4 separate regions of the Homo sapiens genome follow, and all the other regions are linked to region 1. The links are chromatin contacts, found by Hi-C in ENCODE. All regions are on one chromosome and are shown on one strand. Each heading gives the region's core, a stretch centred on a gene start or an enhancer-like site at or near the end of the contact. The rest is flanking DNA. Distances are from core to core; before and after follow the strand shown. Region 1 holds the start of SMARCA2 (SWI/SNF related BAF chromatin remodeling complex subunit ATPase 2). Region 2 holds the start of KDM4C (lysine demethylase 4C). Region 3 holds the start of PLGRKT (plasminogen receptor with a C-terminal lysine). Region 4 has its middle 21 kb from the start of LINC02851.

Region 1 (7,701 bases), core at 455-2,954:
CCGGAGCCCGCACTGCCGCGCCCCGCCCTCCGCCGTGTAACTGCACCCAGGCTGCGAGGCCTGGTGCGGGGCACCGGGAGCACTGTGCTCCGTGTGCGCCCTGCGGCCGGAGGGCGCCGAGGGGCTGGCGCGCCGGACCGGTTATTTAGGGAAGTGCATCGCGACACCTTTGCAGATGGCATGGCCGTGTTTTGCAACGCAAACGGGAGGAAGGGAAGACGGCCGGGTGGAGGGGGAGAGCAAAGGAAGGGGTAAACCAGGTTGGGATGGGAATAAAGCAAACTCCTGAGCAGGGAGCGAGAAGGAAGGAGTGCGTGTCATCGTTGGGAGGAGGCTCCTACCCGGTCTCCCCGCCTCCCGCCCTCGCCACCCCCCTATTCCCTCCCCACCGCAGCCCTTCCCCTTCCCGGGCGAACCACACCGCCGCTGCCCGGTGGTGCGCGGGTCCTGTTTGTGACAGTCAGGCAGACAGGATTATCCGGATCATGGCCTCCCGGGCCCGCAGCCGCCGCCGTGGCTCTCCTGGGTCCCGGCGCGCCCCTAGCACCCGGACGATCGCAGGCGCCCCACGCCCGCAGCTCCCGCGGCGCAAGCAAGGGGAAGACGCGAAGCAAAAGAACACGGACCCGGGGAGAGGGAGGGCAGGGTAACGGAGGCTGGCGGGCACCTCCGACCTCCTTGGGGGCCTCCTCCCTTCCCTCCAGCAGTGCGGCCCGGGCCGGACATCCCGAACTTTAACACCCGAGCCTGCGCTGCCGCCAGGTACCAGAGGCAGGGACGTCCGCAGCGCCCGGGGCGCAGCCCCCTGGCAGCCCCTTTGCCTAAAGGCCTGCCTACCAATCAGCCTCCCCATCCACGCCGGAGGAAACGCGGAAAGTGGAGGTGACACCTCCGATCAGGCACGCACCGGCCCCGCGGCAGTGGCCGCTACCTCCTTCGCGCGTCAGCTCAGGCTTCTCCCGCTGCGATCCGCTCACGTCTCCGCAGCCGGAGCCCTTTGAACAAGTCCCTGGGAAGCGGGTGGCAACAGCGTCCGTTGGCGCCCCGCCGCCAGCCTGGGCTCCCCGCCCTCCTTTCCCGTTCCCCTTCCAACTCTTCCGGGGAGGGTTGCCCGGGATGAACAGTAGCGTTTCCATCCTCCTCCCCTGTCCCCCAGGCCTTCCCCCTCCTGCGGCCACCCCCCTCCCCGCCGCCTCACTTTTAAGGGGATGGGGGGATTGCAACCTGGCCCAATGTGTGTGTTGCAACCTTGAGTTGGCAGCGCCTCTGACTGCCCACTCAGGATCAAGGCTGTGGCTTGTTGGGATTTTTTTCCTCCTTTGCCCCCTTGAAGTAGTAATTATTACTGTTATTATTAGAACAGCAAGGTTCGGTTGAAACTTTCTCGTTTCTTCCACCGCCGCCTGGGAGCTGTCGTTAGAGCATTCCACCTGAGGCCCGCGGGGAGGAGGCGGGCTTTTTTTTGTCGCGGCGGTTGGCCCGCCTGTTTGTTTTGGTCTCCTTGCATGCACAATAAATAATAATTAGGATAATAATGGATAATCCCGGGCGAAGGCGGCGTGGTGCCGGAGGGGTCTGAGCGGCGGCTGCAGCGGGGCGGCCGAAGGGAGGGGAAAGAGGAGAAAAGAGTTGTAAGTTATATTTACCTTGCTCGCGAGGAGTGTGCTGGCTGAATCTCTTCCCTCTCTGAGTCACCCAGAGTACAGAAACAGAGGGAGAGAGGACTAGATTATGAATATGACTTCATTGATGACAGCCGTCCCCTCCTCTTCCTAAACTCGGGCTCCGCCCAGCGTCCCACCCTCGCCTCCTCCGCGGGCGCCGGAAGACGCGCCGCAGTTGGCCCCGCGCGCCGCTCCTCCCTGCCCGTCCGGGCGCGGGTTGGCGGGACGCGCCTGTCACTCGCTCAGCTCAGCGACTCCGGGAGCGCGGGGGGAGGAGGGGGCGGTGTGCAAGAATGTGGATCTAGACAGCTCTACTGTATGCGTGGATCCGTGTGTGACTGCAAGGCGCCGGCTCTCGGGCCGCGTTTGTGCCTGGAGCAGAGAAACTGCGCGGGATGCAGAAAGCCCCAAGCCCTGCTGGAGCTGGGCGCCCGCTGTCCCTTCCCTGGCAGTCCTCTTCCTCGGGCGCCGCGGGGCTCCTCCAGGGAGACTGCGGAAGGGGAGGAGGCGAAGCGAAAACGGAGGGCAGCCGTAGTAATAGCGCGTAGTAGTTCGGGGGTATGTGGAGAAGGTGCTGGAATTTAACTGTGCCTCCGCCTGCCAGTGCGAGCCTGCAGAGAGAGAGGGAGGGGACGGGGGACGGGCTCCGAGTGGCACCAAAGCTGTTTGTGGCACAGTGTGGACTGTGGAAAAAACGGGCATTGTCGTGCCGGCTGAAACTTTTTCTCCCCCTTCCCTAAGGCTGTCATTATAAATCTGCCCCCTATTCCAGGTAAAAAAATAAAAAATAGAAAAGGGAGGCGGGCACAAAGAACGTTCCTGCCAAATCTGTCTCTTCCCTGAAGGACTGCAAGCTTCCAAATGCCAACGAGGGAGAAACAGCTGAGAGGCTGAACGCCTTATAAATAAGTAAACCCACCCTAACCTCTCTGTTTACTTCGTGGACTAGGTACAGCACTATAACCTTCCCTCACCTGCCATCTTCGCTAAAATATATACAAAAATATGGAAAAACAAACCCTGGGGGCGGGGCTGGCGGGTTAGGGGGCGGCTGAAGCATGGAATCTGGTTTTGATTTAAAAAGGGGAATAAATCTCTTATTTTCTACAGACCGTAGTCTCTTCCCTCTCACCCCGCATTTGAGACCAATTAAGGCTGCAAATTGTAATTTGCTGGCAAGTCGCGGTTTTGAGACCTCTTTGCTCCAATTTTCCTTGAAATACAGTACTTTGGCCGGACCAATAGGTCGGTGTTTGGTGAGACAATTTTATTTTTAGTTTTATGAAGTGTGAAAGAATGTTAGGAGACTTTAAATCAGGGGCCTATTATTTTAGACTCAGATTAATGTAGATGCTTGACTCTTAAAACTGTTCCTATGCAGTAGTGTTATGAAAAGTATGATTTATCCCTTATTTCGTAATGTAATGGCTTAAATTAGTCATTCAAAGTGCACTGTGACTATCTGGTTGAGGATTCTTCCCCCTAGAGTAAAATCCTATTTTAAGACCATTTTACTGTTGCAAAATTGACTCCATTTGAGCAACTGGGTCTGAAATGCAGTTCTAGGATGCTTAAAACTTCAGGCTGGATAAGTTGAAGACAAGAAGTAATGGAAAGAACGCCAAATACTGCCATGTAGTCATTAAGAAGCAAGAATTCTTTATATCACTGGTCCACTGCTGGCTGAAGCAGAGCCCACTAGGGCAGCATTTTCATGATGGCTGGGAGTGTTGGTGATCACCCACCCTATAGCTTTCTAAGGTCTTGCTACTTGCTTGTTAACTTTAGCTTCATCATTTTCTGTCTATCTTGAAGTGAACCTCAAGACAACGAAAGATAACACAGCTAAGAGAAATAGAATATAGTGTGCCCTGAAGGATCCATTGTAAGAACTTGTTTTTCTGCCTGAGGATATGCCGGTATAACTATTAACTGAGAAATATATAGGGAGAAATTTTAAACAAGACTAGTAGTATAGTAAAAGTGTAACATAAATACTAACTTCTAACTGCCTAATAAGTCGCAACTAATAATATAGCCAGATAACCTACCTGTCTCTAATAAAGAGATTTAACCTAATAGCAATGCTTATTACATTGAGAGTATTAGGTTTTAATTTTTTTGGGGTCTAATTTGTTTCTCTGGCATGCCGGCCTCACATGCCAATTTTCAGAAATTGATAACTTCACTTTTATTCCCTTGTGAATAAATGCCCTTTATCCCCTTAAGATTCTACTTCCACTTGCCATGCAAATCCTCAAAAAAACAAAAACAAAAACAAATCAATTAGTAAGTCCCTGGAGAAAGAAACTGTCCATTCCTTCTGGCATTTTGTCACAGGGAAAGTAAAGAAGAAAACATTCCCTTTGTTATATGTGTATATTCTTCAGCTCATATAAAATTTTGATGTTGTCCTTGGAGGCGTTGGTATCCACGCATTGTATACACACAGCTATGGGAATTAAAATACATCGTTGGGAACAGAGATTAAATATAGATATTGCATCTCCCTCTCCCTTCGCATTGGTCTAAGAAAGCACCACCTTCCCCCATCACCCTTCAAGTTGTTCCTCTAAAAATTCGTCTTGTTTGTAGTTTGTACCCTAGCAGTTACGAATTTTATAAAATAAGGCCTCAACACAGGAGAAATGAAAAGGCAGCGTCATTCACTTGGTACAAAAAGAAGATTGTAGAACATATAGCATGAGTTTCACCTCTGAGGTAAAACGAAATTTAACAATTGAAGTTAAGGAGGAAAATGATGGGTTTTTTTTGTTTTGTTTTGCAGAAAATCATACAAAAGCAAATGTGGTTGGAGGGTAAAAGGACTCCAGGAGGCTGCACAGGGTGCTACGTTCACACGCAGCTTTTCTTTTTGGACTTTGATGAGTCATAATGTGTTCTCTGAACTTGCTTTTCTCTTTCTAGTTTGGTATCAAAAGATAGAAGTCACTTTTTCATGTCTGTATGGCCACATTCACTTGTTATGTAAGTCTGCTTTGGTTACATTCTGTATAGAGTAGATACTGGGTTTAAAACTTGGTATCTGGATACAACACCCTCATAAAGAAAAATTCCATGCACAACGTTAGGAAGCTTCTAGTCCCAACAGACAAACTGTTAATGCTGCCTGAAATGTTGCCTAGCTTCAAACACGAGCAGGTAAGACCGTTTAGGCAGTGAGTATTTCATCTTCAGTAATGGAAACCAAGATTTGACAAATTGAATCAGCTGACATTTAATTTAAAGAATAGTTTAGAATTAACAAGTAAATTTATTACAGAAATAAACACTCCTCTCTCTCCTTTTTTCTTTTTTTCCTTTTTGAGTCAGAGTCTCGCTCTATTGCCCAGGCTGGAGTGCAGTGGCGGGATCTTGGCTCACTGCAACCGCCGCCTCCCAGGTTCAAGGGATTCTCGAACCTCAGCTTCTCGATTAGCTGGGATTACAGGTGCCCGCCACCATATCCAGCTAATTTTTGTATTTTTTGTAGAGACAGGGTTTCACCATGTTGGCCAGGCTGATCTGGAACTCCTGAACTCAAGTGATCCACCCGCCTCTGCCTCCCAAAGTGCTAGGATTACAGGGGTGAGTCACCACACCCCGCTCTCTCTTTTTTTTCTAATGGGCATGTTCAATAAATTATGTTTTTCACAATCATTCCCCCAAAATACCACCCCCAATTCTCTTTATGATTATATCGTTCTTTAGCTTAAAATCCTTTGTCTATTCCCAATCCATTTTACGGTAAGTTTCAAACTTCTTGGCATGTTATCCTAGGCTGTGCATAGACAGGTCTCTACCAGCGTTGTTGACCCTGCCGCCAAAAATGCCTGGGCTCAGGGAAAACCTGTCTACCGTTTGGTTCCTAAGTGACCACATTGGACATTCTCCCCTCTGACTGAAGTGCAGATCCTCAACCCACATCCTCAAAACTCAACTATGACCCAGAATCCTTCTAGTGGTCTTCCCTGTTCTCCCCAGGCAGAGGAAGCTGCTTGTCCTACTCTGCTCCCATAGCAACCGGTGTGCGCCTCCATTATAGCACTTATCACTTTGATGCAATTATTTGTTTGGTGTTGTCCTCTAGATGGTTAGTGCCTGGAGGGTGTTTCGATTCATCTTTGAAACCTCAGCAATTACCCTGATACCTAGCACATTGTATTTAAAAAAAGAAAAGAAAAAAAAACTTTGTTGAAGGAAAGGATGAGAGATAGATAATAAAATTACCTGACATAGAAAATTTAGCCGGTCTTCACTATTAGTAATTATCATGTTAATGAACAACATCAGTAAGTGTTCCGAATCTTTACAGTATCTGCCAAGGCTTGAAAACGCTTGGAAAATGTGTTTGGTTTTTGTTTGGTTTTGTTTTGTTTTGTTTTGGGGAGGGGGGATGTGGGAAGATGAGGAGAAGCTACAGCTCTTGTAGTCATAGAAAGAGCACCGACAAGAGGTTTTGTTTGTTTTTAAATTAGGCTAGGAGTAACATGAATGCATACATGGCAATTGTTTAATACAGTAGTCACAATTATAATTGCAGCTCCTTTTTATTTCTCTTTTAAATTACATGCCTGAAGTTGTACAGAGACTTGTACATATGTTGTTTAATCCATTTAACCCTACGAGATCTATGACTTCATCTCCATTTTACAGGTGAGGAAACTGAGAATCAGGAAGTAATTTGCCTAAGGCAGGGATCTCCAAAGCGGAGTGACCAAGACAATTTACTGTGAAATAGGAAGAACAGAAGAAAATCTGTTTCTTTTTTCTTTAATAATTGAAAAAAGTAATGATGCAAGGACAAAAAAGAGCTTTATGTATATTTATTATACTCATTGACCCTTGACCCTAGAGTGTTTTACATGGTCCCTAAGTAAACTGGTCATGTGTCATGTAGTGTAGCTGAAGAGTACTGAAAAACAAAAAGCGCCACAGGCAGAGGGGTGATACTGGCACCTTCTGGTTCTTTCATTGTCATTGACATCTTTTTAAGCATTGATATTGCCTTAATTTTACAGGTTCCACGTTAAATAAATTCTTAAGATTATATCATCTAGTTTTTTTTTTTGTTTGTCTTTGTTTTTGTTTTTGTTTTTTGAGACAGATCTCGCTCTGTTGCCCAGGCTGGAGTGCAGTGGCTTGATCTCTGCTCACTGCAAGCTCCGCCTCCCGGGTTCACGCCATTCTCCCGCCTCAGCCTCCCGAGTACCTGGGACTACAGGCGCCCGCCACCACGCCCGGCTAATTTTTTGTATTTTTAGTAGAGACGGGGTTTCACCGTGTTAGCCAGGTTGGTCTCGATCTCCTGACCTCGTGATCCGCCCACCTCAGCCTCTCAAAGTGCTGGGATTACAGGCGTGAGCCACCGTGCCCGGCCTATATCAATCAACTCTCTTATTTGGGGAGCACGTGGCTTAAAAAACAATTTCTGTGAGGAAATAGAAAATTGAGATAATACCAATAATATAAGCACAGGTGAAAATCAGGATCAAATTTGCCAGTTTAACCTCTGAGAACTCTTTTCCAGCCAAATTGAGGACTAAAACAATGACAGCCTAATGAGATCTAACAAGAAATAGGTCAGGCCGGGCGCTGTGGCTCACGCCTGTAATCCCAGCACTTTGGGAGGCCGAGGCGGGCGGATTACCTGAGGTAAGGAGTTCGAGATCAGCCTGGGCAATACGGTGAAACCCTGTCTCTACCAAAAATACAAAATCAGCCGGGCGTGGTGACACACGTCTGTAATTCCAGCTACTCGGGAGGCTGAGGCAGGAGAATCGCTTGAGCCTGAGAGGCAGAGGATGCGGTGAGCCAAGATCACGCCATTGCACTCCAGCCTGGGCAACAAGAGTAAATCTCCATCTCCCCCCAAAAAAAAAGAAGAGAAAAAAAAGAAATAGGTCAAAAACATTCATAATTTTCCAGGACTATTTGAAATTTGGATTTATATTAACTTTCATAAATGATTAATTCTGTTCTAAGCATGTATGTTTCCTTGAGATACTATTGATTGTATGATAGCATGCTTAGCAAG
Region 2 (7,019 bases), core at 3,984-6,483, 4.7 Mb before region 1:
TGAGAGTTAGGACTTTTTCCCTAGAGAAAGCAGCCTTGAAGCAGGAGCAGGGGGGATAGGCTTCCTTAAAGGAATTATTCTGACTGTTAGTATGGGAAAAGGATTAGGCCCAGAAAGTGTGGATTTAGAAGATCGTAACCACGCCCCCTCTACCCCCCATCCATCCCCCCCCACCAGCGGAAGGGTAAGGAGGATGAGGAAGTAGGGAATCTTTAGAGGGTCGGGGAGTAAAAAAGACAATGACCTGGCCGGGTGTGGTGGCTCATGCCTGTAATCCCCCAGTAATTTGGGAGGGTGAGGGGGTGGATCACCTGAGGTCAAGAATTCGAGCCCAGCCTGGCCAACATGGTGAAACCTCATCTCTACTAAAAATACAAAAATTAGCTGGGCGTGATGGCAGGTGCCTGTAATTTCAGCTACTTGGGAGGCTAAGGCAGGAGAATCGCTTGAACCCAGGAGGTGGAGGTTGCAGTGAGCCAAAATCACACCACTGCACTCCAGCCTGGGCAACAAGGGCGAGACTCCATCTTAAAAAAAAAAAAAGACAATGACCTAATATATTATATTATATATTATATAATATAAAGACAATGACCTAATATATATTGTATTTATATTATAAAATTATATTTTAGGCTCCACAAAATGGTCTACATTTGTAGCGATAAAAAAGATACTGTGACTTTAATTATGATACACCTCCTAAGAAATTCATAACAGAAATAGAGCTTGCAGGCCAAGCACAGTGGCTCACACCTGTAATCCCAGAACTGTGGGAGGCCAAGTCAGAAGGATCACTTGAGCCCAGAATTTTGAGACTAGCCTGAGCAACACACTGAGACCCCATCTCTACAAACAGAAATTTTTTTAACTGAAAAAGAAAAGAAGGAACAATGAGAACACATGGACACAGGGAGGGGAACATCACACACCAGGGCCTGTTGTGGGGTGGGGGGCTGGGGGAGGGATAGTGTTAGGAGAAATACCTTATGTAAACAACGAGTTGATCAGTGCAGCAAACCAACATGGCACATGTATACCTATGTAACAAACCTGCACGTTGCGCACATGTACCCTAGAACTTAAAGTATAATAAAAACAGAAAAATGGGCAGGCATGATGGCTCACACCTGTAATCCCAGCACTTTGGGAGGCCGAGGCAGGCGGATCACGAGGTCAGGAGATCGAGACCATCCTGGCCAACACGGTGAAACCCCGTCTCTACTAAAAATACGAAAAAAATTAGTTGGGCGTGCCTGTAATCCCAGCTACTCGGGAGGCTGAGGAGGAGAATCACTCCAGGGAGTCGGAGGTTGCAGTGAGCCGAGATCATGCCACTGCACTCCAGCCTGGGCGACAGAGGGAGACTCCATCTCAAAAAGAAAAAGAAAAAAGAGACAGAGGTTGGGAGAGAAGCATTAAATACTAATATTTAACAAAAGGGAACACACATTTTTCAGTAGATATTGAGCTTAATCAAAGTACAGAATGTACCTATCTTATCACTAAATATAGAGCAAATAAGTGAATATCAAGGGAATAACCATGAGCAGTATAAAGACTGTGCTAACAGGAAGGGATGATCAGGCCAGGTGCAGTGGCTCACGCCTGTCATCCTAGCACTTTGGGAGGCTGGGGCAAGCGGACTGCTTGAGCCCGGGAGTTTCAGACCAGCCGGGGTACCATGGCAAGACCACAAAAATCAGCCAGGCATGATGGCATGTACCTGTAGTCCCACCTACTTGAGAGGCTGGGGCTGGTGGACTGCCAGAGCACAGCAGACAGAGAGGTTACAGTGAGCTGAGACTGTCACTGCTGCACTCCAGCCTGGGCATCAGAGTTACACCCTGTCTCCAAAAAAAAAAAGAACAGGATGATCTTAATACTGACATCCAGAGGCCGGGCACAGTGGTTCACACCTGTAATCCCAGCACTTTGGGAGTCCAAGGTGGGCGGATCACCTGAGGTCAGGAGTTCGAGACCAGCCTGAACAACATGGTGAAACCCTGTCTCTACAAAAATACAAAAATTAGCCAAGCATGATGGTGGGTGCCTGTAATCCCAGCTACTGGGTTGGCTGAGGCAGGAGAATCGCCTGAACCTGGGAGATAGAGGTTGCAGTGAGCCGAGATCGCGCCATTGGCACAGAGTGAGACTCCATGGACAACAGAGCGAGATTCCGTCTCAAAAAAAAAAAAAAAAAGACATCCAGGAAAGGAAAACACAGCATTAACCATAGAATAAAGCCCCACTTTAGAGAACTGGAGAACTGAAGTTGGCAGTGGAATAGGGAAAGATCAACAGGCCCCTTCAAGGCTTGAAAGAGTATCACCAAGCCAGGCACGGTGGCTCACGCCTGTAATCCCAGCACTTTGGGAGGCTGAGGTGGGCAGATCACGAGGTCAGGAGATCGAGACCATCCTGGCTAACACAGTGAAACCCCATCTCTACTAAAAATAAAAAAAAAATTAGCCAGGCATGGTGGTGGGTGCCTGTAGTCCCAGCTATTCAGGAGGCTGAGGCAGGAGAATGGTGTGAACCCAGGAGGCGGAGCTTGCAGTGAGCAGAGATCGTGCCACTGCACTCCAGCCTGGGCAACAGAGTGAGACTTCGTCTCAAAAAATAAATAAATAAATAAATAAATAAATAAATAAATAAATAAAAAAGAGTATCACCCAAGACTAACTATCCCTCCTTACGCATGCAGTCATTCAACAGATGTTTAACCTAGCAATTACATTATATATATATATATATATACCCAAGAGTAGAGAAAACACGCGTCCACACAAAAACTAGTTCACAAATATTCATAGCATTACTCAGCCAAAAGCAGAGATAACACAAATGTCTACCAACTGATGAATAAACAAAATGTGATGTATCCATAATAGAATATTAGCCATTAAAAGGAATGAAGTACTGATACAGGCTGCAACATGGATGAACCTTAAAAAACATTATGCCAAGTGAAAGAAGTCACTCACAGAAGACCAGATAGTGTATTATTCCATGTATATAAAATGTCCAGAATAGCCAAATCTATTGAGACAGACAGCAGATTAGTGGTTGCCTAGGGACAGAAGGGGATAGAATTGGAGGGAACTAGGCAATGACAGCTAATAGGAACAGAGCTTCTTTTGGGGATTAAAAAAATTCAAAAATTCATTGTGGTGATGGTTGCACAAGACTATTCATTTACTAAAAGCTTTTATTTATTTATTTATTTATTTATTTATTTATATTTTTACTTTTTTTTTTTTTTGAGATGGAGTCTCAGTCTGTCACCCACGCTGGAGTGCAGTGGTGCCATCTCGGCTCACGGCAACCTCCACTTCCAGGATTCAAGTGATTCTCTTGCCTCAGCTGGGATTACAGGCGCCTGCCACCATGCCTGGCTAATTTTTGAATTTTTGGTACAGACGAGGTTTCGCCATTTTGGCCAGGCTGGTCTTGAACTCCTGACCTCAGGTGATACACCCGCCTCGGCCTCCCAAAGTGTTGGGATTACAGGCAGGAGCCACGGCGCCGGGTCTGATTTTCAACTTTAGAAAAGCAACTGACTAAAGTCTGTTAATAAAAAGAAATAAGTCTTCGGTTTAAATTGTACTGTATTACCAAGTTTGCGGGATACTGTAAAGCTTATGTGAAAACTTTTCATAACACTGAAATTGGGAGAAAAAGCACCTAAAAAACCCGAACAACCGTGTAATCCGTTCCAAAACAAACTATGGGCGGGTTGCGCGGAGGCCAGCAAGGTAAGAAAGCAAGCGATAATCGCAAAGCAGAGCCGACTGCTTCCTAATAAAAAATGGACCTTTAAAAATTAAAACCACTAGTTTTCAACCACAACACTTCGAAATGAGAATATTAGTCACCGTTGCCATAGAAACAGTAAAGCCAAGCTGCCCGGAATTTAGACATTTTTTTAAATACCGCAAACTGAAATGGGTGAAAATAGGGCAGAGTTTAGTGTGAACCTAAGTGGCCGGAACCTACTAGTAACTTTCACCAGGATAAAAGTGACTCTGCTTTTCTAACCTACATTTCCGAACAGTGCTTTATAAATCACCTCTCGGGGTTAGTTTATCAAGCGCAAAAAAAAGTTTACCTTGTCTCTTCCGGAAGAAGGAACCTGACAAAACCCCTCCCGGTAGTATTGCCCACAATCAGAGCCAGCCAGCGCAGGCTTGCACCGCGCAGCAAAGGGGGAGCCCAGCATCAAGTCCACGCGGAAAGCATCTGAATCCCGGCTGCTGGCTTTACTGGCGGAGCACAGAGGAAAACCCCAAGCTCCTGCCTACAGCCCCGGCCTGTCTGGCTCCCTCCTCCACGTCCCCACTCCACGCCACGTTCTGTGCCTGGCAGTCCACGCGCCCTAATCCAACTCGCATTTATTTAAGCACCCGCCGTCTACACCGCATCATGGTTCCTCCAGGCACTGCAGGAAGAAATGGCCCCATGCCGGGGGAAAGAAACACCAAAAGGACAGCCGCGAGGGCTGAAGACGACCCCGAATGACGGGATGACTGCCTGCAACGGGTGGTCAGGAGAGGAGCTCCCACCCTCACCCCGCGGGTCGTGACACTCCCAGGGAAGGGAGGGCCCCGAGGGGTGCACCAGGCCCGGCCTTCCTGGAGTCCGCCACAGCCGACTGGCGGCGTTAAGAGGTCCGCATCCCAGGACCGCCCGAGCGCTCCTCTGCCCCAAGGAGGCGACCCCGACTCCGGATCCCGGGAAAACGGCGAGCGCGGGTACCGAACCTCGGTAAGGGCCGGAGCGGGCTGTCACCGGCCCCCGCATCCCTCCCCTGCGGCCGCGGCCGGCCGCTCCCTCCCCAGCTTGACAGTCGCTGCAGTCACGGACGGAGCGTCTCTGCCCCAGCGTCGCCGCTCGCCCGGACGCCCGCACCCCCGTGCCCCACGCGGAGGGGGGCAGTGCCGGGAAGACCTCTCCGGACCCTCCCCCCGCCCTGGCCCCCAGACTCCGGAAAAGCGGTTACCTGGCGCGCGGGTTGGGGCGAGAGCACGACTCGGTGGAGGAGGAAGAGAAGACAGTGGCCTCCGGCCCAGGGAGATTTGGGAAATTTGGGAGACTTGTTCCGCACTAGGTGACAGCTGTTCGCTGCGCACGCGCACAGGACCCCGGCCGCCCGATCACTGCGCCGCGCCTCACCCTCCCGTCGAGGGGGTGGGTGGGAGGCAGCGGCGAAGGCGCGCGCACCGCCGGCTCTCCCTGCGCGAGGGCGCGCGCGCCGTCACGTGACCGCTGGGGCCCGCACTTGGTGAGTCACGTGGGCTTACAAACAGCTTAAAGGTGCCCGGCACGCTCTTGCTTTGGGCTCAACTTCCGCGCTGTGGTTAACTTAGGCTTGCTGGCGCGCATCTTCTTGTCCTTTGGACACAGGCATATCCCATTCTTTCCGGAGGGGAAAGATACTCGCGTAGAAGGAGAAAACAGGTGCACAGAACCTTGCCCGGAAGCGCTGGCTGGGGTCCCGCAGGGCTGGACCTGATGTAGTCCACGCGCCACACGTCCTCCTGGGCGCCGACGCGCACCTATGGCGGCCTCCGACGCGCGGACGTCAGCGTGGCGTTACCGGGGTGGAGCCTCGGAATGTACTGGAGAGCCTGGCGAGAAAGTCGGGGCTCGCAGCTCTCCGGCGATGACAGCGCTGTGTTCCCGTTCTCCCTTCACCCGGTGGCCGGGACCACTGAGCCTCCTTCCCACAATGGGAGATCCCGAATAGGCGAAGAGTATCTTCGTGTCCCAACCCTTTAACAACTACCGCGCAGGAGCGTGTCAGCCTCTGGAAGCAAAACTGTCCGGTGTTGAGTCACCTACACCCAGCACGTCCCGCCCCGACCCGCCCAAGTGTGCTCTTAAGATAGGGAGGCACAAAGGTGACCCCAATAGGAATCCTGGGCTGGCGGTCCCTCAGAAACTAGAGTTGATAACAGTTTGGCCAGAACTGAAGTGACTAGAAATGCAGGTGCCTCCAGCGTCTGAGACTAGATAAGTTAACTTCCTACAACTTGTTGCTTTTCCTCTGTAACTCCGCCTTCCGAGGTGTCAGAAGGAACCAACCAGACCTTAAGCCCCTGTACTGCCAAAGACAGATGGTTGAGCATCAGATGTTTTGCAAAGCTGAATGATTTTTTTTTTAAACTTCCTACAGAGCTCCCAGCTGGGTCCCTTGTGGCGTTTTCTCTAACGTCTTAGCTAAGAAAGATTGGGCATATCTTCACACCAGTGAGCAAAGTTGGGCTAATATGCTGAATTTTCTGTTACATTATACTGATAACAGAATTTTAAAAATATATCGACACCGCTTACCACGCGCTTGAACTCGTTTCTCACTGGGGTGAACATTGTGAGGACAGATGGAATGTGATTAATTGAGCTAAGGCTAACGGGATTATTGGGTCACCATATTTCTTTAGTTGTTAAAAACAAAGTTCCGCTACACACACAGACACACTCTTTTTTGAGACGGAGTCTTGCTGTGTCGCCCAGTTTGGAGTGCAATGGCGCTATCTCGGCTTACTGCAACCTCCGCCTCACGGGTTCGAGAGATTCTCCTGCCTCAGCCTCCCGAGTAGCTGGGATTACAGTCGCCCGCCACCACGCCCAGCTAATTTTTGTATTTTCAGTAGAGACAGGGTTTCGCCATGTTGGCCAGGCTGGTCACAAACTCCTGACCTCAGGTGATCCGCCCGCCTCGGCCTCCCAAAGTGCTGGGATTACAGGCGTGAGCCACTTCACCCGGCCACACACAATTCTGAACTTGGCTAACGTATACTCAACTGGGAATTTTCCAAATGTGTGCATGTAACGTCAGGATCCCAACCATCCTTACAAGTAAATTGGATATGCTAAAATAATAAATATGCAACCTAACACTTACTTAGAACAGTAATGTGAGCTACACACTGTCTTCAGAGCTTCACATGTATTAATAAATACTTATAATAATTCAATGAATAGGTACTATTAATACCTCATTGTTACAGATGTGG
Region 3 (7,668 bases), core at 498-2,997, 3.4 Mb before region 1:
TGTGCTGGAATACTATGCAGCCATAAAAAATGATGAGTTCATGTCCTTTGTAGGGACGTGGATGAAGCTGGAAACCATCATTCTCAGCAAACTATCGCAAGGACAAAAAACCAAACACCGCATGTTCTCACTCATAGGTGGGAATTGAACAATGAGAACACTTGGACACAGGAAGGGGGACATCACACACCGGGGCCTGTTGTGGGGTGGGGGGAGGGGGGAGGGATAGCATTAGGAGATACACCTAATGTAAATGACAACTTAATGGGTGCAACACACCAACACGGCACATGTATACATAGGTAACAAACCTGCACGTTGTGCACATGTACCCTAGAGCTTAAAGTGTAAAAACAAACAAAAAAAAGAAATGGTGTGCTGGATATTTTCTATTTCTCCCTCCAGGCATTGTGCCTAGTAGGCTGACCTCTACAGACTACACAGACCTAGCTCCACTGTCTTCTGGCTTCCTGGTGGATCCAGCCAGCGGAAGACCCCAGCTGGATATCAGAGCTGGGAGAACAGAGAGGTGGGTCTTCTCCACTCTGTCCCTGCTTTGGGCTGACGTCTCAGCACTGGCTACAACTATAGAATCTCACCTTACTTGGTGAAAAGTTGGCATTGCTTGCTTTCCTCTACTGAACGACACGGTTCCAGTTGGTTACTCTCTCGTACAGCCACAGCTACCGCTCTCGCTCTCGCCTGGTTTTAGTAACTGCTTCCTTCCCCCACCCCTCAGCCCTATAGTTACTAACAGCTCCCCGCTGTTACTGGTTACTACTGGTTACGGAAGGCGAACTATGTGCCCGACACTGTGCTAAATGCCCACATATATTATCTTTTAGTCCTCACAATCCAATAAATTAGATGGCTTTAGTCCTGTTGCAGAGGTGATAAATTCAGAGTGACAGTGACAGAGCTAGAAATTGAAGGTAGGTGTGTTTATGCTAGAGTCTGTGCACTCAAACACGATTCCTTACTTCTTGCATCAGTTGTTAACCTCCCTTCAAGAGTGTCAAACCTCCTGGTAACCCGCCCATTCCCTTAACTGGAAATGAGGGTGCTGTTGCAATTTTCTCATCCAGCCATTCCACAAATGGTATCTGGAATGTGGGACCCACAGTCCAGAATCCTGAGGGCTGCTGTTGAGAGCATCAAGACGCGCCCAGGAGGTCAGGGCGGTGTGCACTCACACGCTGAGCCTGGAGAAAGTTAGACGCCTTCTCCACCGCTGTGGTGGTTAGCAGGGACTTTCCTGAAGGCCAGAGACTGGTGACGTTCATGCTATTTTTCCAAGCCATTTGGTAGCAAAGAACAGAGTGCCAACAATTCAAGCATTCTCTCAGGCTGGGAGAGAGACGTGGCTTATTCAAGATAGAAATTGCTGGTGAGGTTGAGGCGAGACCGACATCTCTCTGAGCAGCAGGGGAGAAAGACGGCTCTGTTCAAAAAAGAATGGGTAATTTCAGTCAATTCTCTTCTTTCTCGTTTCTGTCTTATCTTTATGACTTTTTAATAGTGCCAATTTAACAGATGAGGGGACAGAGGCCTTTAATTGAGAATTCCACTCCGCTTCCTCTGCCTCATCTCAAAAATCTGGCAGCTGAGTCGCCGCGGCTTTGAATTTGCCTCTTTTGACCTTCCCCTCCCACCTCTGGTAACACTGAGCCTGGCCCGGAAGGACACACCCGGCTTCTGGCGGAAGTGCCGGCTCTTTAAAGAAGCTGAGGGCTGCGCGAATTGGCTGAGGTGCGTCATCTACTGTGTCTGGGCGCCAATCCCGACGCTGGGCGGAGCGAGGCCCGGTCCCTGCAGCGGGCGAAAGGAGCCCGGGCCTGGAGGTTTGCGTACCGGTCGCCTGGTCCCGGCACCAGCGCCGCCCAGTGAGTGAACACCGGCCGCAGGCGGGTGGGGAGAAGGGTCAGCCCGGCCATGTCAGTCAGCGCGATCTCCTGGGCTCCGGGCTTGCCAGGCAGCGCTGGGCGCCCGCTCCTCGTGAGCGCCGGCTCTTGGCTCTCGCACTGCCCCTGGTGCTGATAGGTATTGCCAACTTCGTTCCATTAGAGCGCGTTCTTGTCGCCTGGCGTGGACTCCGGATCTCTCCGTAGCTTTAAAATAGAGTTGAGAAAAACAGGCACAGTGCTCTCAACAGAAATCAGCACACTATTGCGGGGAATACCTAAATTACAGTAACTGGCCTCAGGGAGCAAGGGCGGTGTTAATTACAGAAAACCTCCGGAAGCTGTGGGCTCTGGGCTGGAATTTGCAAGGGGATGTGGCTTAATTTCAATGGGATGCAAATATTGAAAATGACTGTGGTGAGACGATCAGTCATACATTCAGGCAATGTGTCATCTGATCGGGAAATAAGTCAGCGTGGTAATCCCGATGACAGAATTCATGCAATTAATTTTTTATGTCCCCCCAAGTAAAATCAAATCTAGGTACTCACGGGTGACCGGAAGAAAGGTTGTCTGGAACTTGCAGGCACCACTTCTCCTCCCCAGAAATACACCTTCCCATAGTAATCTATAGCTCACCTGAGGCAGGGCTGAAGCATTAAAGACCCCTTCCAAGATCTCAGAAGGAATCAAAGGGAAAATGAAGACAGAGGGATTGAAATCAGCATTCTCTGCAAAACATCACTCTGAGACACAGTGATGTTTAAAATTGTATAAGTAGCAAGACATTTTTTTTTACCCCTGGTGAAAAGTGTTAGAATTTTTAAAAGACTTAACTTATACAAGTGAGTGAAATCAAAGTTATCCCTATTGCAAGGTCAATTTTGCTTATTTTCTGATACATATTTTGTGAGCAAGAGGAGATAGCTGAAAGTGTTCTGGACACCCTACGGAATATTCCCAGACTTTGGGAAATGACTTTGCCAGGAATGGGGAAGTTGGGAAAGGAAAGAATGTTGAAAATACTGAACTCCAGGGTGAAATTTACAAGGTGTGATGCATTTATTTATTCTCAGGTGTGGTTTCCCATAAGGAAGCTCTTCTTCCTGCTTGGCTTCCACCTTTAACCCTTCCACCTGGGAGCGTCCTCTAACACATTCAGACTACAAGTCCAGACCCAGGAGAGCAAGGCCCAGAAAGAGGTAAATCTAAATACTAACTTCCCAGACAGTGTTTCTTTCCCAGATGATTGACATGAGGACTCTCTCTTTTCAGGGGAGATCCTAACCCCTTACAAACAGGAGCACTTGAAAGCACACAGCTCTGTGATATACAGGGTATGTGGAGGAATAGTACTAGAGTACAGTTGTTTTCTTTATAAATGTTTGCAGCAGGTGTAAAAATTTAGTCATCCACTCCTATGTTCAGAAGAAAAATAAGTAATGGCAAGTGGCCTGAGCCACAGTTTTTCTTGTATCTCTCATGCTTTGTGCAAATATTTAGGGGAAGTAGACACCATGGAGACTATCAAGATGGATAATATCTCGCTCCTAACCTCAGGCAGGTTCTGGTCTGCTGTTAGAGATGAGTCGCATGGGACTGTTAGGGTTTGGAGAAAGGAAAGAACTGCCAAATCACCCTGCTGTCAGTGAGTGGCCTCTAACTCTGGTCACAGGGTGCTCGAGTGGCACAGTGGCAGAAGGGGAGGGAAATCTCACCACCTCAGGCCTTTTCAGCATTGTGCCTCTTCATCCTGGTAAGTGGTTTGGTATCCTGTGCTCAGCTTTGAAGCTGACTCTGGCACAGAGCCCTGAAACTCCAGGTGTATCCTTGATCAGAATACAAGGAAGTCACTGAAGTCTTGCTTGCAGCTCCCACTCACCTGGAACCCCATTAGCTGGGCTTCCCACAGAATACTTGGGAATCCTGGCTGTAATGAATTAAGACTGGCCATTCTTACCTGAGGTTCACAACCCTACTCAACAGCCTATTAAAGAGAAAAGGTATCAGCAACATTGTTGAGAAGGGTAGAGCAGTTGTAACTTTCCCCTGAGTTTTGCAGTATTCTGAAATGCAACCAACTAACTCAAGGTCTTCTGTACCCACCCAGTTGGATTAAGAATAAAAATTGGAGTTCTGTCCCTTGTAGAGTTGACAGCCCACTTAAAAACTTACATAAGATAGACACTACTGTGCATTCATCTAAAAAGTACATTTTCCAGGACATTCAAGTATCTGTATGTTTTTCCATTTTTGAGAACTTTAGTACATGCTATCTTGGAGAGAATGAGAGTGAAGCTGGAGGAGGATGGCTAAGGCAGTTAGCAGTGGGTGGATGGAAATAAGGGGCATGTAGGAGAGGGACAGGGATTGTGGTGGGATGACAGGAAGAATAACTGGTCTACTGACCTTGAGACAGCTCAATCTTCTTCTTTTTTTTTTTTTTTTTAGTATTTATTGATCATTCTTGGGTGTTTCTTAGAGAGGGGGATGTGGCAGGGTCATAGGATAATAGTGGAGAGAAGGTCAGCAGATAAACACAAGAACAAAGGTCTCTGGTTTTCCTAGGCAGAGGTCCCTGCGGCCTTTGGCCCTGTTTGTGTCCCTGGGTACTTGAGATTAGGGAGTGGTGGTGACTCTTAACGAGCATGCTGTCTTCAAGCATCTGTTTAACAAAGCACATCTTGCACCACCCTTAATCCATTTAACCCTGAGTTGACACAGCACATGTTTCAGAGAGCAGGGGGTTGGGGGTAAGGTTATAGATTAACAGCATCCCAAGGCAGAAGAATTTTTCTTAGTACAGAACAAAATGGAGTCTCCTATGTCTACTTCTTTCTACACAGACACAGTAACAATCTGATCTCTCTTTCTTTTCCCCACATTTCCCCCTTTTCTTTTCGACAAAACCGCCATCGTCATCATGGCCCGTTCTCGATGGTCGCTGTCTCTTCGGAGCTGTTGGGTACACTTCCCAGATGGGGCGGCCAGGCAGAGGCACACCTCACTTCCCAGACAGGGCGGCCGGGCAGAGGCGCTCCTCACTTCCCAGACGGAGCGGCCAGGCAGAGGCACACCTCACTTCCCAGACGGGGTGGCGGCCGGGCAGCGGTGCTCCTCACATCCCAGATGATGGGTGGCCAGGCAGAGGCGCTCCCCACCTCCCAGAGGGGGCGGCCAGGCAGAGGCGCCCACTTCCCAGACGGGGCGGCTGGGCAGAGGCGCTCCCCACCTCCCAGACAAAGAGCAGCCGGGCAGAGGTGCCCCTCACTTCCCAGGCGGGGCAGCCGGGCAGAGACACCCCTCACCTCCCAGACGGGGCGGCGGCCGGGCAGAGGTGCTCCTCACTTCCCAGACGGGGTGGCGGCCAGGCAGAGACGCCCCTCACCTCCCAAATGGGGCGGCCGGGCAGAGGTGCTCCTCACCTCCCAGACGGGGTGGCCAGGCAGAGGCGCCCACTTCCCAGACGGGGCGGCCGGGCAGAGGCGCTCCCCACCTCCCAGACGAAGGGCGGCCGGGCAGAGGCGCCCCTCACTTCCCAGGCGGGATGGCTGGGCAGAGACACCCCTCACCTCCCAGACGGGGTGGCGGCCGGGCAGAGGCGCTCCTCACTTCCCAGACGGGGTGGCGGCGGGGCAGAGACGCCCCTGACCTCCCAGACAGGGTGGCAGCCGGGCAGAGGCACTCCTCACTTCCCAGATGGGGCGGCCGGGCAGAGGCGCTCCTCACTTCCCATTTGGGGCAACGGGGCAGAGGCGCTCCTCACTTCCTCCCAGACGGGGCAGCCGGGCAGAGGCGCTCCTCACTTCCTCCCAGACGGGGCGGCCGGGCAGAGGTGCTCCTCAATTCCCAGATGGGGCAGCCGGGCAGAGGCGCTCCTCACATCCCAGACGGGGCGGCCGGGCAAAGGCGCTCCTCACATCCCAGATGATGGGCGCTCAGGCAGAGACGCTCCTCACTTCCCAGACGGGGCAGCCAGGCAGAGGCACTCCTCACATCCCAGACGGGGCAGCCGGGCAAAGGCGCTCCTCACATCCCAGACGATGGGTGCTCAGGCAGAGACGCTCCTCACTTCCCAGACGGGGCAGCCGGGCAGAGGCACTCCTCACATCCCAGACGGGGCGGCCGGGCCAAGGCGCTCCTCACATCCCAGACGATGGGCGCTCAGGCAGAGACGCTCCTCACTTCCCAGACGGGGCAGCCGGGCAGAGGCACTCCTCACATCCCAGACGGGGCGGCCGGGCAAAGGCGCTCCTCACATCCCAGACGATGGGTGGTCAGGCAGAGTCGCTCCTTGCTTCCTAGACGGGGTGGCGGCCGGGCAGAGGCACTCCTCACTTCCCAGATGGGGCAGCCAGGCAGAGGCGCTCCTCACATCCCAGACGGTGGACGGTCAGGCAGAGATGCTCCTCACACCCCAGACGATGGGCGGTCAGGAAGAGATGCTCCTCACATCCCAGACAACGGGCGGTCAGGCAGAGACACTCCTTACTTCCTAGACGGGGTGGCCAGGCAGAGGGGCTCCTCACATCCCAGACGATGGGCGGCCAGGCAGAGATGCTCCTCACTTCCTAGACGGGGTGGCGGCCGGGCAGAGGCACTCCTCACTTCCCAGAGGGGGCGGCCAGGCAGAAGCGCTCCTCACTTCTTCCCAGACGGGGTGGCTGGGCAGAGGCGCTCCTCACTTCCTCCCAGACGGGGCGGCCGGGCAGAGGCCCTCCTCACATCCCAGACGATGGGCGGCCAGGCAGAGACGCTCCTCACTTCCTAGACGGGGTGGCGGCCGGGCAGAGATGCTCCTCACCTCCCAGACAGGGCGGCCAGGCAGAGACGCTGCTCACTTCCTAGACGGAGTGGCGGGCGGGCAGAGGCTGTAATCTTAGCACTTTGGGAGGCCAAGGCAGGCGGCTGGGAGGTGGAGGTTGTAGCCAGCCGAGATCACGCCACTGCACTCCAGCCTGGGCAACATTGAGCACTGAATGAGCGAGACTCCGTCTGCAATCCCAGCACCTCGGGAGGCCGAGGCGGGCAGATCACCCGAGGCCAGGAGCTCGAGACCAGCCCAGTCAACACGGCAAAACCCCGTCTCCACCAAAAATACAAAAACCAGTCAGGAGTGGTGGCGCGTGCCTGGAATCCCTGGCACTCGGCAGGCCGAGACAGGAGAATCACCGGAGCCAGAGGCAGGGAGGTTGCAGCGAGCCGAGATCATGGCGGTACAGTCCAGGCTCCGCAAGAGAGGGAGACCGTAGAAAGAGGGAGGGGGAGGGGGAGGGAGAGGGAGAGCTCAATCTTCTTAAAACGCAAATGCAAAGAGCACAAAGAAATATGTTCTTAAGACGCACAAGGCATCTTCTTAATCATCCCTCCTCAGATGCAAAGGTTCTGTTGCCTAATTGTACAGAGGTAAGAAGATGGATGGTATCCACCCTTCCCCTCACAAAAAAAGAGAGTTGTTTTTTTCTTCAAGAATTCAGTTCTTCAAGATTTATGGTGGGAAGAAAAATCAGGAAACAGCCATATACTTATAGAGCAGGGAAGGATTTTGGAAATTATCTAGTTCAATCAGTTGGTGTTAGGTGAGTAAAATGATGGCCAGACTCGTTAAGTATGCCTGAGGTCAGGCAGCTAGTTAGGAGCAAGAACTAGAATCCACACTGTGTTCCTAGATCAGAAATTTTACTTTTTTTTTTTACTTTGTCATAAGCCCAAGGTAGCTCAAAGTGGAGCATACAAGAATGCATGTAGTGTATTATTATAAGTCTCC
Region 4 (7,308 bases), core at 3,692-6,191, 4.7 Mb before region 1:
GCTTTTAGGCAAGCTTTTCTGAGTCACTGACCCATTTTTACCTCCCGACAAAACCCAAGCCAAGTCTTTTCTGAATGTAGAAACTTTCCTCCTCAGGGAACTCCACTTCCGCAGGGCTCTCCCACTGACACCCCTGATAGGGTAACATTTGAGCTATTAAAATTAGCAGGAACTAAACTAGAAAGTGAAGCACCTATGGAGGTTTCTGGGGAGACATTAAATAAAAAACAGAGAAACAAACAAAAAATATAACCTGCAATTCTCTCCCTCTATTGTACTTTACTATCATTTAAAAGAATAAACACAGGCTGGGTGCATTGGCTCATCCTTGTAATCCCAGCAATTTGGGAGGCTGAGGCTAGAGGATCACTTGAAGCCAGGAATTCAAGACCAGGCTGGGCAACATGGCGAGACTCCATCTCTACAAAACGTAGAAGAATTAGGCAGGTGTGGTGTTGTGTGCCTGTAATCCCAGCTACTCGGGAGGCTAAAGCAAGAGAATTGCTTGATCCCAGGAGGCAGAGGTTGCAGTGAGCCAAGATCATGCCACTGCACTCCAGGCTGGGTGACAGAGCAAGAACCTGTCTCAAAATAATAATAATAATAATAATAATAATAAATATATGGCTGTAATCTCAGCACTTTGGGATGCCAAGGCAGGCGGATCATGAGGTCAAGAGATTGAGACCATCCTGGCCAACATGGTGAAACCTCGTCTCTACTAAAAATACAAAAATTAGCTGGGTGTCGTGGCGCGCGCCTATAATCCCAGCTACTCAGAAGGCTGAGGCAGCAGAATCGCTTGTACCTGGGAGGTGGAGGTTGCAGTGAGCCAAGATAGCACCACTGCACTCCAGCCTGGCAACAGAGCAAGACTCTGTCACAAAATAATAATAATAATAATAATAATAGTAATAATAATAATAATAATAATAATAATAGGCCATGGCTGGGCGTGGTGGCTCAAGCCTATAATCCCAGCACTTTGGGAGGCTGAGGCGGGTGGATCACCTGAGGTCAGGAGTTCAAGACCAGCCTGACCGATATGGTGAAACCCTGTCTTTACTAAAAATACAAAAAATTAGCTGAGTGTGGTGGCGGGTGCCTGTAGTCCCAGCTACTCAGGAGGCTGAGACAGAAGAACTACTTGAACCTGGGAGGAGGAGGTTGCAGTGAGCGAAGATCACATGACACTGCACTCCAGCCTGGGCAACAGAGTGAGACTCTGTCTCAAAAGAAAAAAAGAAAAAAAAAAGGCTAGATGCAGTGGCTCACACCTATAACCCCAACACTTTGGGAAGGCAAAGGCGGGCGGATCACCTGAGGTCAGGAGTTCGAGACCAGCCTGACCAACATGGCTAAACCCCATCTCTACTAAAAATACAAAATTATCTGAGCATGGTGGCGCATGCCTATAATCCTAGCTACTTGGGAGGCTAAGGCAGGAGAATCGCTTGAACCCAGGAGATGGAGGTTGCAGTGAACTGAGATCATGCCATTGCACTCCAGACTGGGCAACAAGAGCAAAACTCCGTCTCAATAAATAAATAAATATTAAACATAAAAATAATTTCATCTTTGTAATGAAGAGGGTGGAGCATGGGGAGAAGGAAATCTTCCTGAACCAATTACAAAGACCTCATGTCGTGCGTGCATGGTTTAACAGCAAGTTTTTTCAGCATTTGCTTTCTTTTCCCTTTTTTTGTAAGCAAACAAACAAACAAACAAACTCTACTCTCTGCCTATTTATGCCTTCAGTAACTATTTATGAAGTATTTACGGCGTACAACTTAGTACATGTCTCAGTCTGTGGCAAATGATGGAAGCCTAGAAAACACATATGGACAAGGTCAATCCTCTACCCTTGAGACCACTGCAGTCTCATGGGGGAAATAAGACAGTTACATAAAATGTCATAGTGTAAAGTACAGTTTCTAGCATGCACATTTTTTGGTGGCACAGCACAAATTAAGTATTTTTTCTCATTTTTTATTTTGTTTTTTTGAGGCAGATTTTTGCTGTGTCACCCAGGCTTGAGTGCAGTGGCGCCATCTCAGCTCACTGCAACCTCCACCTCCCGGATTCAAGTGATTCTCATGCCTCAGCCACCCGAGTAGCTGGGATTACAGGCACCGCCACCATGCCCGGCTAATGCTTTTTGTATTTTTATTAGAGATGGGGTTTCACCATGTTGGCCAGGCTGGTCTCGAACTCCTGACCTCAGGTGATCCACCCGCCTCGGCCTCCCAAAGTGTTGGGGTTACAGGCATGAACCACCATGCCTGGACAGAAATTAAGTCTTACTAAGAGGCATTTTAGGCCGGGCGCAGTGGCTCACGCTTGCAATCCCAGCACTTTGGGAGGTCAAGATGGGTGGATCACCTCAGGTCAGGAATTCGAGACCAGCCTGACCATTATGGCGAAACCCTTTCTCTACTAAAAATACAAAAATTAGCCACGCGTGGTGGCAGGCACCTATAATCCGAGCTACTCAGGAGGCTGAGGCTGGAGAATTGCTTGAACCTGGGAGGCGGAGGTTGCAGTGAGCCGAGATCGCGCCACTGCACTCCAGCCTGGGCAACAGAGCGAGACTCCCTCTCAGAAAAAAAAAAAAAAAAAAAAAAAAAGAGGCATTTTACTATTTTATATTGGGTAAGCATGGAAAAGGAGGCAAACTAATTTATTTGAGTGTGTAGAGAAGAAAAAGCAAGTTTTCCTTAACCATGGTAAGGTTCATGGCTGAGACTCCTATAACAAAATACAGATTAACAAGAGAAAAGCATACAAATTTGTGTAATATAAGTTTTACATGATGGGGAGTCTTCCTAAGGAAATGACCCAAAGAAAAGTCTGTGTACTTTTATGCATAGGTTTGAGAAAGTGGATAGTTGTGCAGAAGTATGATTGAACAAAGCGGGTATGATCTCACGGTAATAAATTGGGGGCATGAGATTAGCAAGACCTGTTTGTTCAGATTATTCTTGGTGTCCCTGTGTGACATTCCTTCCACCCTGATATAGGGCAGGACACCTGCCACATGAGGGTTTTCAAGAGAGATAAGAGGATGACCTTCCTAGGCTTTATGGCCTGCTTCAGAGACGGGTGAGGGAGATGTGACAGTGGCCTTCCAGTATATGCTGTTTTCTCAACTTCCAAGGTGCTATGTTTGGGGGTTGGGTTTCCTATGCCATATCAGTGCTTACAGTATGACAAGCAGCATGATGAGTGCTTTACAAAGCCTGCACTACATGTCAGGTAGTTTTTACTCATTTGTAAAATGAGCAATCTTCATTTTAGAAAGACTGACCAAAGGCCCAGTCATACAGATAGACGGTAGAATCCGGAATTGAAACTAGCTTCCTAAGCTACAATGGAGTGAAGCAAAAAAAGGAACTAAAACTAGGTCTAGGCTGGTAGGCTGGGTGCAGTGGCTCACGCCTGTAATCCCAACAATTTGGGAGGCCGAGGCAGGTGGATCACGAGGTCAGGAGATCGAGACCATCCTGGCTAACACGGTGAAACCCCGTCTCTACTAAAAATACAAAAAATTAGCCGGGCTTGGTGGCGGGCGCCTGTAGTCCTAGCTACTTGGGAGGCTGAGGCAGGAGAATCACTTGAACCCGGGAGGCGGAGCTTGCAGTGAGCCGAGATCGCGCCACTGCACTCCAGCCTGGGCAACAGAGCGAGACTCCGTCTCAAAAAAAAAAAAAAAAAGATTTTGAAGCATATGTTTCAACAGAGCAGATGGAGAAAGTTACGTCAAACGTCTTGAGAGGAGGACATGGAATGCCAAACACAAGGATCTAAAAACGGTAGTGGTGCTTTAATCCCACTGCCTTGGGACAGTGACGGAAATCAGGGACAAGAAGAAATACATTTCTTGAATTGGGCAGCTGAAAACCTAAAAAAATCGCTATCAAGTCCATTTATTTGTGTGTGTACATTTATTTATTTGTATTATTATTATTATTTGAGATGGAGTTTCGCTCTTGTTGCCCAGGCTGGAGTGCAGTGGCTCATCTCGACTCACTGTAAGCTCCGTCTCCCGGGTTCAAGCGATTCTCCTGCCTCAGCCTCCTGAATAGCTGGGATTACAGGCACGCACCACCACGCCCAACTAATTTTGTATTTTTAGTAGAGATGGGGTTTCTCCATGTTGGTCAGGCTGGTCTCGAACTCCCAATCTCAGGCGATCCGCCCACCTTGGCCTCCGAAAGTGCTCGGTTTACAGGCATGAGCCACTGCGCCCTGCCTGCATTATTATTTTTTAATGAGACGGGGGTCTCACTATGTTGCCCAGGCTGGTCAGTAACTCCTGAGCTCAAGCAATCCTCCTGCCTCGGCCTCCCAAAGTGCCATTTATATTTTATATACTCTAAAGGACCATGGGGCAGATACAGCACAGGCGGAAAGTCAGCTTTGAGTTAAGCCTGTTGGAGATGTAACAATACCAGGCAGAAACCCAGAAAGATGGGGCGTAGGGCTGGGTGCAGTGGCTCCCGCCTGTAAGCCCAGCACTTTGGAAGGCCAAGGCAGGCGGATCACTTGAGACCAGGAGTTGAGACCAGCCTGGGCAACATGGCGAAACCCCGTCTCTACCAAAAATATAAAATTAGCAGGGCGCTCACCTGGAGTCCCAGCTACTCAGGAGGCTGAAGTGGGAGGATCGCTTGAGCCCGGGAGGCGGAGCTTACGGTGGGCCGAGATCGCGCCGCTGCACTCCAGCCTGGGTGATAGAATGAGCCCCTGTCTCAAAGAAAAAAAGAAGGAAAAAAAAAAAAAAGAAATGGAAGCAGTGTAGGACCGAAGACGTCTGGGACGGAAGCTCACCCCCAGGAAGGCCTAGGGAGAGAGGCACCGGCGACGTGTCTGCACCACGCGTCACCGGCACGCGCGGTCCACACTCCAGCGCCGGGTCTCGCGAGAGCCCCAAGCGCGGAACCGAATCTGCAGGCGCGCCACTCTTTGCCTGCGGCACCCTTCCTCCAGTTCTCAGGGTGATGGTCGCGATAGTTGCACCAGCACATGAGGGCGAAAACCTCTTGTGCTGCCTCCCCGTGACTGCCAGTTCCCGGACCACGTTCTCCCCAAGAGCCCAAGAAGGGCAGACAGCCAGGCGCGCTTGGCTGGTCTCGGGAGGAGGAAGTGGCGGAAGTGGGATTTGGGAAACAATCCTGGAGTCGGTGTGCTACGCATGCGCCGAGGGAAGCGGCCAGGCGGGTGGAGGCGGTGACCGCGCGGAGGCACCGGCGGCCCAGAGGCTTATAGTCTCGCGCGCACAGCAGCGCGCTACGCGGCCATCACAGCACAGCCGATCCAGAGTCCAGTCACGTGACCCGCTCGTGGCAGTCCGTGTGGGGCACTGTAGTAGCATTTAGTGAGTCAGGCGAACCTAGCGGGCTGCCGCCCCAGATCAGTTTCTCCGTCAGATTCCATTTCTCCAGCGGCACCTGAACCGGCGCGGTCCTCTGCGTCTTCTTGCTCCCTGGGGATGGGGCCCGGAGCCCCCTTCTTCATAGAAGGGAAAGAGATTTGAGCAGGTGGAAGGAACAGGTGCCCAGGACGCTGTCCCGACGCCCACACGATGCGCTGAGACCTGAGCTTACCCTCGCGTGTCCCATCGTGCGGTGGTTCTGTCGCGGCCCTATGGGGAGGGACTCTGTCAGACGGGGACGTCACGAGGCGGCCTTGCCGGGCAGGGTATTGGGGGTACCGGCTCCATAGTTTAACTCCGCCTAGTAGTGACCGCGTCTTTTTGCGGTTTTCCTCAGTCCTGTGGCCGGAGACCTCTGCAGTCTCCCTCCCGCAATGGAGACGTCCTAGGAGGTCTTCTGTTTCCATGTTTAGGGAAATGGGAAACCTACATAGTTTAGTAACAAATTGAAAGAGTAGTCCAAAGTCTTCCAACAAAGAAGACTGCAAGCCACCATGGCTTCCCTGGCAAATTGAACGATATATAAGAGGAAAACATAATTCCAGTCTTTAATAGTTCCAGAATAAAAGGGGGAAGGAAGATGAAAGCGGGTAACACTTTTAAACTTTTTAATGGCCTAGCATAACCCTGATAGGAAAACCTGACGAGAACAGCGAATGGAAGGAAAAGTGTATGCAAGTTTTGCTCATGAGTCTAGACGGGAAACTCTGTAAGCAAAATATTAGCAAAATCTAGTATTATGTGAAAGGAATAATACCATAGCCAAGTTATGTGGTTTTTTGTTTTGTTCTGTTTTGTGGGGGTTTTTTTTTGAGACGTTTTGTTCTTTTTTTTTTTTTTTTTTGAAACCTCCACCTCCTGGATTCAAGTGATTCTCCTGCCTCAGCCTCCCGAGTAGCTGGGATTACAGGCGTGCGTCACCACGCCCGGCTAATTTTTTTTGTATTTTTAGTAGAGACGGTGGGGGGGTTTCACCGTATTGGCCAGGCTGGTCTGAAACTCCTGACCTCAAGTGATCCACCCGCCTGCCAAAGTGGTGGGATTACAGGCGTGAGCCACCTCGTCCAGCCAAATTAGGTTGTTTTAACATGAGAAGACAAATTACTGTAATTGAAGATACTAACTAATTAATGGAGAAAATATCATCTTAATAAATGTAGAATAATTTATTAAATTTAACACTTATTCATGATAAACACTCATGGAAAACCAGGAATAGAAGAGAAATTAATCTTATAGAGGGTATCTGCAAAACACCATACACCAAACATCCTACTTAATGGTAAAGCGTTGAAAGCGTTTAAGAACTTGGGGCCTTTAACTCTACAGAGTTTCCCAGAGTTGTGACTTTGATGATTCCATATACATAGACCATTTCAACATGTTTCTCTGTCCTATTTCCTGCTAATTGGTATGTTGGATTATTTTATTCCTTGGAACATAGTAATCATAATTATTTTGTAATCTGTATTATGATAATTCCAGTGTCTGAATTTTTTTCAAGGTTTTTTTTTTTTTTTTTTTTTTTGAGACAGAATCTCACTCTGTCACCCAGGCTAGAGTGCAGTGGTTTGATCTCAGCTCACTGCAACCTCCCTCTCCAAGGTTCAAGCGATTTTCGTGCCTCAGCCTCCTGAGTAACTGGGACTATAGGTGTGTGCCACCATTCCTGGCTAATTTTTTGTTGTTGTTGTTGAGACGGAGTTTTGCTCTGTTGCCCAGGCTGGAGTGCTGGAGTGCAATGGCATGATCTCGGCTAACTGCAACCTCTGCCTCCTGGGTTCAAGTGATTCTCCTGCCTCTGCCTCTCAAGTAGCTGGGATTACAGGCGCCTGCCACCACACCTGGCTAATTTTTGTATATTTAGTAGAGGT

What was found. A loop is a pair of places that touch in the nucleus more often than their neighbours do. Pooled maps may share reads with other maps.
Region 2: a loop to region 1 is called in a map of CD8-positive, alpha-beta T cell, with 29 times the contacts of the local background. The contact joins the promoter of KDM4C here to the promoter of SMARCA2 in region 1. A Hi-C loop is called at or near these places in 5 of 168 maps with a recorded cell type or tissue (CD4-positive, alpha-beta memory T cell, CD8-positive, alpha-beta T cell, ascending aorta and 1 more), 1 of 37 single-sample maps with no recorded cell type and 19 of 50 pooled maps.
Region 3: a loop to region 1 is called in a map of B cell, with 20 times the contacts of the local background. The contact joins the promoter of PLGRKT here to the promoter of SMARCA2 in region 1. A Hi-C loop is called at or near these places in 2 of 168 maps with a recorded cell type or tissue (B cell and sigmoid colon), 1 of 37 single-sample maps with no recorded cell type and 11 of 50 pooled maps.
Region 4: a map of CD8-positive, alpha-beta T cell shows a loop between it and region 1 (19-fold over the local background). The contact joins the enhancer-like site here to the promoter of SMARCA2 in region 1. A Hi-C loop is called at or near these places in 4 of 168 maps with a recorded cell type or tissue (CD8-positive, alpha-beta T cell, ascending aorta and naive thymus-derived CD4-positive, alpha-beta T cell), 2 of 37 single-sample maps with no recorded cell type and 15 of 50 pooled maps.

Annotation. Positions count from the first base shown.
Region 1 is chr9:2,009,350-2,017,050 of GRCh38, reverse strand. It overlaps SMARCA2 (SWI/SNF related BAF chromatin remodeling complex subunit ATPase 2), which reads right to left and starts at 1,704. Exons shown (of 34, transcript NM_003070.5): 1 at 1,647-1,704. RefSeq lists silencers at 1-44, 345-514, 1,655-1,994 and enhancers at 702-1,258, 2,045-2,094, 2,155-2,204, 4,415-4,544.
Region 2 is chr9:6,756,187-6,763,205 of GRCh38, reverse strand. It overlaps KDM4C (lysine demethylase 4C), which reads right to left and starts at 5,233. Exons shown (of 22, transcript NM_015061.6): 1 at 5,003-5,233. RefSeq lists enhancers at 1,199-1,881, 3,920-4,139, 5,340-5,699, 6,431-7,019 and silencers at 4,800-4,969, 5,060-5,299.
Region 3 is chr9:5,432,004-5,439,671 of GRCh38, reverse strand. PLGRKT (plasminogen receptor with a C-terminal lysine) reads left to right here and starts at 1,747. Exons shown (of 6, transcript NM_018465.4): 1 at 1,747-1,883; 2 at 2,978-3,103. RefSeq lists enhancers at 381-540, 2,101-2,190, 1,246-2,445.
Region 4 is chr9:6,679,309-6,686,616 of GRCh38, reverse strand. No RefSeq gene overlaps it. Among named protein-coding and RNA genes, the nearest start is that of LINC02851, 21 kb to the left of the region's middle. RefSeq lists enhancers at 2,891-3,150, 4,719-4,838, 4,909-5,198, 4,664-5,412, 5,319-5,698. Within about 2 kb of position 4,941, at least 41 of the 41 ENCODE cell types and tissues checked have a DNase peak (open chromatin) inside an H3K27ac peak, as active enhancers do; they include CD8-positive, alpha-beta T cell and ascending aorta, where a contact is called at or near this core.